Regions from separate parts of the Homo sapiens genome. Here region 1 is linked to region 2. A link is a contact called in ENCODE Hi-C or POLR2A ChIA-PET data. All regions are on one chromosome and are shown on one strand. Each heading gives the region's core, a stretch centred on a gene start or an enhancer-like site at or near the end of the contact. The rest is flanking DNA. Distances are from core to core; before and after follow the strand shown. Region 1 holds the start of ABITRAM (actin binding transcription modulator). Region 2 overlaps PTPN3 (protein tyrosine phosphatase non-receptor type 3).

The links. Hi-C counts contacts between places; a loop is a spot of excess contacts on that map. ChIA-PET counts read pairs that join two places held with the same protein, here RNA polymerase II (POLR2A). Pooled maps may share reads with other maps.
Region 1: a pooled map shows a loop between it and region 2 (5-fold over the local background). The contact joins the promoter of ABITRAM here to the enhancer-like site in region 2. A Hi-C loop is called at or near these places in 1 of 168 maps with a recorded cell type or tissue (mesothelial cell of epicardium) and 9 of 50 pooled maps. POLR2A ChIA-PET finds 5 or more read pairs at or near these places in 2 of 52 experiments (activated CD4-positive, alpha-beta T cell and activated CD8-positive, alpha-beta T cell).

What each region holds. Positions count from the first base shown.
Region 1 is chr9:108,932,381-108,936,097 of GRCh38, reverse strand. It overlaps ABITRAM (actin binding transcription modulator), which reads right to left and starts at 1,698. Exons shown (of 6, transcript NM_017832.4): 1 at 1,533-1,698; 2 at 409-460. The coding sequence starts at 1,611. ELP1 (elongator acetyltransferase complex subunit 1) reads left to right here and starts at 1,974. Exons shown (of 37, transcript NM_003640.5): 1 at 1,974-2,234. RefSeq lists a silencer at 1,472-1,751 and an enhancer at 2,502-2,731.
Region 2 is chr9:109,467,686-109,471,701 of GRCh38, reverse strand. All of the region lies in intron 1 of PTPN3 (protein tyrosine phosphatase non-receptor type 3), which reads left to right. Among named protein-coding and RNA genes, the nearest start is that of PTPN3, 29 kb to the left of the region's middle. Within about 2 kb of position 2,646, at least 4 of the 41 ENCODE cell types and tissues checked have a DNase peak (open chromatin) inside an H3K27ac peak, as active enhancers do.

The sequences.
Region 1 (3,717 bases), core at 449-2,948, 530 kb after region 2:
GGAAGAGTACCAGAGGTCTTTAGGTAGGTAGCACTGGGGTAGAAGACAAAGAAATAAGGCATGCCTGTGTATACGAGATACCATACATGTCTCTACCGTAGCCCTTTCTGTGGGCTCTGAACAGTTCAGTAGTTGGGCACAGACTGGCCACTTCAAGTAGCAGCTGATGATGTGGTCCTCCATTTGGATGTTTGAGTAATCAAATTTATATGTTCAGAGTGGCCAGGCACTGGAATACTCATTCTTGCCAAACAAACTCCTATAATAATACCATTTCAACACAGTAGAAGATAATTAATGCATGTTTGTTTAGTGAACATTTGTTCAATCCAAGACCACAAGACCATACCAGGCTACAATACCAGGAAAAAAAAATTTTTGATAATTTAAAATTCCCAATTTGCTTACCGGTTAGAGTGCTGTAGTATACAGTGGTCCTCACAAAATTTTCCTTTGACATCTAGAAGAATACATGAGTCTGTTGGTGGCTGAAATCAATATTTACTACCACTATGTGGTACTTTCTTTGGGTCATATAGTTGATAATGAAGACTGGACACATACATGCTGCATGCTGATCACGGGTATCCCTTCATTACTCAAAAAGACATACCTAAAGGTTTCCTAGAAAGTATTTAAAGAGATCTGGCCCAGATAGAATAATTTATTCAACATTAAGGTAATTAACTCCTTGCTCCATCTTACTTTACACTCACTTCAAAATGAGTACACGTAGTATTTTTGCTAGGAAAATGCAATTAGCATCCCGTTCTTTATGATATATATTTTTTGTTGGTGGTTTCCAGGACTGTCCTGATGTTGGTGCAAGTCCGACATTCTGGGAAACCCCTCAGTCATGGGTGAACTAGGACAGGTTGGTCACCCTATGTTTGGCCAACAGAAAATATGCTACAATATATATTTTTTAAACTGAGTATAACCATTATCACTGAATGAAAGGAAGAAAGGAGAGTCCCCAACGATGCTCCCACCACTGGTTCTGCTTACACAAAACAGTACAAAAAGAATACCTACTTCTAAGTGGCAGATGGCGTCTCTTAAGGTAAATGTATAGATTCTTCTTCTTTCTAAATGTCTCTAATCTAACCCACCCTCTTCTCGCCATCCCTACTGCCTCTACCTTAGTTTCGATCTGATCATTTAAATAATTTTATGTATCGCTACTCCCTGTGAGAGTGAGCCCCTCAATCCCTCCAGGCACTTAAGGACTGTTGCAACCTAGCCCTCCGCCTACCTTTGGGGCCTCCGTTTAGAGTACTCATCTTACTGCGAGCAACACCCTAGAGCTCGCACTGCAATCGCCGGCCCCAGAATGCGCCCTGAAGTATTTCAGGCCACCAGGTCTTTGCAAATGCCATTCCCTGGGGCTAGACGGAACACAGAAGTCCAGTGCCTTCTGACGTGGGGACGGAGAGCCAGGGAGAGCGCGCGTGGCTTATGATCTGTCAACATAGTCTACACAGCATTAGGCCAGTGCGGCCAAGGAGGGATCAACATCACTCCGCACTTACCCGGTTTGTACCAGCGAGTGAAGTATCGATCCACGAGCGAAGGCACCACCGGCTCCGCGGCTTCGGGCTCGGTAGCCATGGCGACCTCCGGCGCCGCCACCCCCGCCCTCCGGGACCCCAGCGCTTCCTCCGCGCAGCCCGGACTGGGCGTGCTCTTCCGGCGCACAGCGCGTGTCGTGCGCACGCGCGCTGCTCTCAGGTCCGCAGGTTCCACCCCCCCCCCCGCCCCCCCCAATTACAGTGCTTTGGGGTTCGACATCAAAACAGAGATCAAATACAAAAGTTTGGGCAGATGGGCAAGAGGGCAGAGGGACAGGGGACGCGGCCAATGTAGCTCCTCTACCTCTACGGTGCCAGGCCTACAAAGAAGGCCGGCCGCCGTAAGTGACCAGAAGCGGGCCCGGCCTCGCCCCCTCCGCCTGGTGACGTCACTCCCGCGCCGCACTCCCAGTGCTGCGGCTGCCTAGTTGACGCACCCATTGAGTCGCTGGCTTCTTTGCAGCGCTTCAGCGTTTTCCCCTGGAGGGCGCCTCCATCCTTGGAGGCCTAGTGCCGTCGGAGAGAGAGCGGGAGCCGCGGACAGAGACGCGTGCGCAATTCGGAGCCGACTCTGGGTGCGGACTGTGGGAGCTGACTCTGGGTAGCCGGCTGCGCGTGGCTGGGGAGGCGAGGCCGGACGCACCTCTGTTTGGGGGTCCTCAGGTAAGCGATCCATCCAGGGTAGGGGCACGGGAGTGGACCTCTCCGCCGGCGGTGTCCGGGTGAAGGAGACCCGGAGCCTCCTCTGCCTGCTGCGGGCCGGGGACTGGAGTGCGGGCTGCACCACCTCTTTCCTAGAGCCTTAAATTCTTTTTGCAGCCTTGCCACCTGCTCCATCGGGGGCGCTGGGAGGCGCGACAGCCCAGGGATGCCTGCTGCCCCTCCAGCCGGACTTAACCCAGCCTCTTGATTGCTTGCAGGGGGTTGATAATAACGCTGAAAGCGAGAGTATTAATTCACGATGGAAGGCGGCGGTTAATAGAGGCTCGGGTGCTGTGGTGCGGGTCCTTTCTCGCGTGTGAGACTTTTTCGTGGAGGTGGTGTCCTCTGTGCTTCTCCATCTAACGTGGTGTTTTACGTGGCTTTCTCTCCCGTTAACGATGATCTCCGTGGAGACAGTGGCTGAGTAATCTTCAGATCCCAGTACTTAGCAAGTGCTCAGTCGGTGTTGGATGTAGGCCACAAACCGGATCGTAAAGAATTCAACTGTATATTGACAGCCACGGAACTAATCAATGAATAGATCCGTATGAAGAGTAAGCAAAAAGGCAGCAAAGACAGTTTTTCAGCTTGGGGACATAGAGTAGAAATGGTCTGTCCCCAAATAGTGGGAACTGTCATTTGGGGGAAGAATAGCAAGTTCTTTGCTTTCCAGGTCGCATTTGATGTGCATGTGAGACATGCTTGTGATTCTATCAGGAGGTTGAAAATGTGGGTTTAGTGGTAAGTTTGGGCTAATTCAGTCAGGGCTAGGCATTTAGGCCTAATCAGCGTATTGGTGATCTACCTGGTATATGTAATCATGCATGTGATGTCTAGCCAAGAGGTGGATAGTCGAAGGAGCAAGGGAAGAAAATGAAGCAGTTATCAGGAAATTAAGAGAGAATCCACGATTGACCTTTGGTGTGGAGGGATCTTTAGCACATTTAAGAACTGCGAAGAGTTTGAATCAGTGGAGGCAGGAAGGTTGGAGGTTGCAGATGTCCAAGAAAGAGTACTAATAGGCCTAGGTCCTGTGGCAATATGGAGGATATTCCTTTCCTAGCCTGGAAAGAAGTGGAGGGAAGTCTTCCTCCGAGAAGATAAGGGAATAAGGCTGATGGGTGTGAAATTTCAGAGAAACTAGTTTTGAGGCGTTTTTATGATGTTTAAAGATGAAAAACGCAGCCAGGCACGGTGGCTCAGGCCTGTAATCCCAGCACTTTGGGAGGCAGAGGCGGGTGGATCACTTGAGGTTAGGAGTTCAAGAACAGCCTGGCCAACATGGTGAAACCCTGTCTCTACTAAAAATACAAAAATTAACTGGGCATGGTGCCGGGCGCCTGTAATCCCAGCTACTCCGGAGGCTGAGGCAGGAGAATCGCTTGAACCCGGGAGGCAGATGTTGCGGTGAGCCGAGATCGCGCCATTGCACCCCAGCCTGGGC
Region 2 (4,016 bases), core at 1,397-3,896:
GAGTACCCTGTCTCTTTAAAAAAAAAAAAAGTGCCTTCCATATGACAAGTAAAACCAGGCATGATCCTGATTTGGATTGTGGATCGGGGAAGATAAATAAAGGACATCTTTGGAACAATTTGCAAAATTTTAGTATGGACTGGATATTAGATAAGTGCTTATCAGTTAAATTTCTTCAGTGTGATAATTGTACTGTGGTTATGAAATGCCCTTATTAGGGGGAGATACATGCTAAAATATTTCGAGATAAAGGGGCATGATCTCTGCAGCAAGTGGTTCAGAGAAAAGCCTGGTGTGTCTGTGTGTGTATACAGATGAGAGACATGGGAAATAAAGTGTATGTGGGCCGGGCACGATGGCTCACGCCTGTAATCCCAGCACTTTGGGAGGCCAAGGCAGGCAAATCACCTGAGGTCAGGAGTTCAAGACCAGCCTAGGCCAACATGGTGAAACACTGTCTCTACTAAAAATACAAAAATTAGTTGGGCGTGGTGGCACAGGCCTGTAGCCCCAGCTACTCGGGAGGCTGAGGCACAAGAATTGCTTCAGCCCAGGAGACGGAGGTTGCAGTGAGCTGAGATTGCGCCACTGCACTCCAGCCTGGGCAAGAGTGAGACTCCATCTCAAAAAAAAAAAAAAAGATGCGTATGTACCAAAATGTTAACAATTGAATCCAGGGCAAAAGGGTTACACAGGAGTTTGTTTTTCTTGCAACTTTTCTATAAGTCCAGAAAATTATTTTTTGTTTTACAATGCAGTTTCCTGGGCCCTTACTGAACCAAAATCTCTGTGGATGGTAACCAAGAATCTGCATTTTTAACAAGTCCCCAGATGATTCTTGTGTACGCTAGTTTTAAGTCACTGGTTAAAAAGAAAGTCTCATTTCAGTCACTATTTTTTTAATATCTTGATCAGTGAGCAGACATTCTTAGTTTGAGCTCATCTTAGTGCTTAATAAATGATAAATAAATCCCCACCCAAGTGTTTGTAAATTTTTTTTTTTTTTTGGATGAGGTCTCGCTCTGTTGCCCAGGCTGCAGAGCAGTGGTGCGGTCATAGCTCCCTGCAGCCTTGACCTCCTGGGCTCAAGCGATTCTCCCACCTCAGCCTCCCAAATACCTAGGACTACAGACAGGTGCCACCACATGCAGCTAATTTTTTTTTTTTTTTGTAGATATGATGGTCTCACTAGTAAATTTTATCTTTAGAAGGGAATACCCCACTTACTTCAGAGGAGTTTAAGGAACAGTTAGGCCTGGCTTTAAAACAGACTGGAATGAGAAGCTGTCCTCTTTGAGGTACCAACAGCAGTAGGAAAGCATGGTTTCTGTCTTCCTAAAGGCGTGAGCAATGCGAGTGATTGTTGCTTGTTGGGGCCATGGTTGGCCCCACAAAGAACTCGATACCACATAATGCAACCCAGCATCTGTGTGTCTACAGTGACGAGAGAGAACAACGCTGGTACTATATTAGCTGCTAAATGAATGAAGCATGTGTCTGCAATACGTTAAATATTGGCATTTGACGAGAAGTGCACTTAATTTGATGAATCATTGTCTAGGGTGGCTGATAGTACATGTACTTTTCCATGCTAGAAATGCCCTTCTCTAGATCGGTCATCTGTTGGAGCTCAGAAATAGCTAAAAGGAAAAAAAAAAAGTAGAGGGAAGAAGGCGCTTTCCTGAGTTCATAGGGAAGAATTGGGAAAAGGGGACTGCGCCACGGAGAAGGGCTTCTATACTGCAAAAAGGATTTTTGAAATAAGCTGAACTGGAAGTGATAAGCAAGAAAGAGCAGAGCTGTCCCTGTTTCCCTTGAATGCCAGCGTAGGAGGTGGCATGTCTTCCTCTGATCGCCACTAGGTGGTGGCATTGGGCTAGGCCAGCTTGATGTAGGTTGATTACTGTAGTGAGCCACCCATGATTCATTTATACAGGTTACTTACAAATTGGGTATTTATAAATCAAGACTGTTTTCTTATTCTCCTCCTTTTTTTCAACGGAACTCATATTCTTCAATTAGAGGCCTAAGTCCCTTACTTTAAAAAATAAGAATATGGAATACTTTGCCATTTATTTATTTGAGATAAGAGTCTCACTCTGTCGCTCAGGCTGGAGTGCAATGGCGCGATCTTGGCTCATTGCAATCTCTGCTTCCCGGGTTCGAGCGATTTTCCTGACTCAGCCTCCCAAGTAGCTGAGATAACAGGCGTGCCCCACCACACCCAGCTAATTTTTGTATTTTTAGTAGAGACGGGGTTTCACCATGTTGGCCAGGCTGGTATCACACTCCTGACCTCAGGTGATCTGCCCACCTGGGCCTCCCAAAGTGCTGGGAATACAGGCGTGAGCCACTGCGCCGGCCTCTTTATTTAAAATTATAATAGTGGAGTTGGGTTTGCTCTGTCATTTGCATGTGTTCCTCTCCCTTCTTTGTGTCTATGGTTCATTGGCTTGCGAAAGAACAGTTTCCCAGATCCGAATGTAGACAGACCCTTTGGAAATAAAGCGGCGGCATTACCCTTTCGTTGTCTCAGGCTTCAGGGCAGCCAGGGAGGAGCCCTAGTAGCAGCCCTGTTACCCAACCCTGACTCCCAGGGCTCTGGTGTCTCATGGGCCCAGGGTGTGGCAATTTGTGCCAGCATGCTACTGCTTCTGGTTCCCCTGAGTTTGTAGAGCAGCTCAAAGATGTATCACATATCTATCACAACTATCTTTTAACTCTAGCAAGCTGTCTTTATTAAAGTGGATACATAAAACTTTAAGAAATGGAACATTCATATATCTGTAAGTCGTTTGAAATCAGGATTGCCCTACAAAATCTGGAATCTGTAGACAGCACCCAATGGCATTAGAAGTTTAACGTTAATAAAATGCCTTTCATTGAGTGCCTGGTATGTGTCCCACATGTGCTAGGCACTTTCCATGTGCAACTCTAACTCTCATGGTCTTTATTGTGCCCCTACTGTTTACAAAGTGAGGTGTTGCCTCTTGCTGTATTTTCCAAGTATAATCTTTGATTAAAAACTGTATTCACAGCCGGGCGCGGTGGCTCACGCCTGTAATCCCAGCACTTTGGGAGGCCGAGGTGGGCGGATCACGAGGTCAGGAGATCGAGACCATCCTGGCTAACATGGTGAAACCCTGTCTCTACTAAAAATACAAAAAATTAGCCGGGCGTGGTGGCGGGCGCCTGTAGTCCCACCTGCTCAGGAGGCTGAGGCAGGAGAATGGCGTGAACCCGGGAGGAGGAGCTTGCAGTGAGCCGAGATCACGCCACTGTACTCCAGCCTGGGGGACAGAGCAAGACTCTGTCTCAAAAAAACAAACAAACAAACAAAAAAAAAAACTGTATCCACAATAGAGCTTCGTTTGCTATTGTTTAAAACATTCTAAAGCTATAATGGATTTTTAAACTCATGCAAAGAACAAGCTTGGCTTCCATATTATAAAATGCATCAGCAGCAGCTGTAATCATTTGTGTCAGAGAGGCCAGCATGTTCCTGGTTGGGTTGTGGCTTTGTTTAGAATTAAGAGGCTTATAAAGGAAGCCATAGAAACCCTGAGTTCCCCAATTGCTGTAGTACAGGAAACAGGGCAGTTAGTCAGCATCCATTGTCCCGACCAGATTGTTTAAGATGTAATTTCAAGACAATCTGAAAATACCACATGGCTCAATTATTGGGTTATTCAACATCAGGCTCATTCTTACCAAGGTTTGCTTTAGGAACCATTGTAGGAAGATTTCTGCAGCTTTCATAAAATACCTATTTATGACATTGTCATTAGGTTTCAAGCCCTTTATGTAACAATCAGAGATGGGTGTGAGAAAGGGAAGTCTGTCTCTCCTGGGTTGCTGGTGGGCTTTATTTTGTCAGCTAGCTGTGTGACTGTGCTGGACAGCATCATTGCTAACCACGGTGAAATGAATAAGTCCCAGCGGCACCCACGCCAGCACGAGCAGGAGCTGCTCAGGTGAAGTCTGGAAATCAGTGTCCACCATTGGAGCATCAGCCC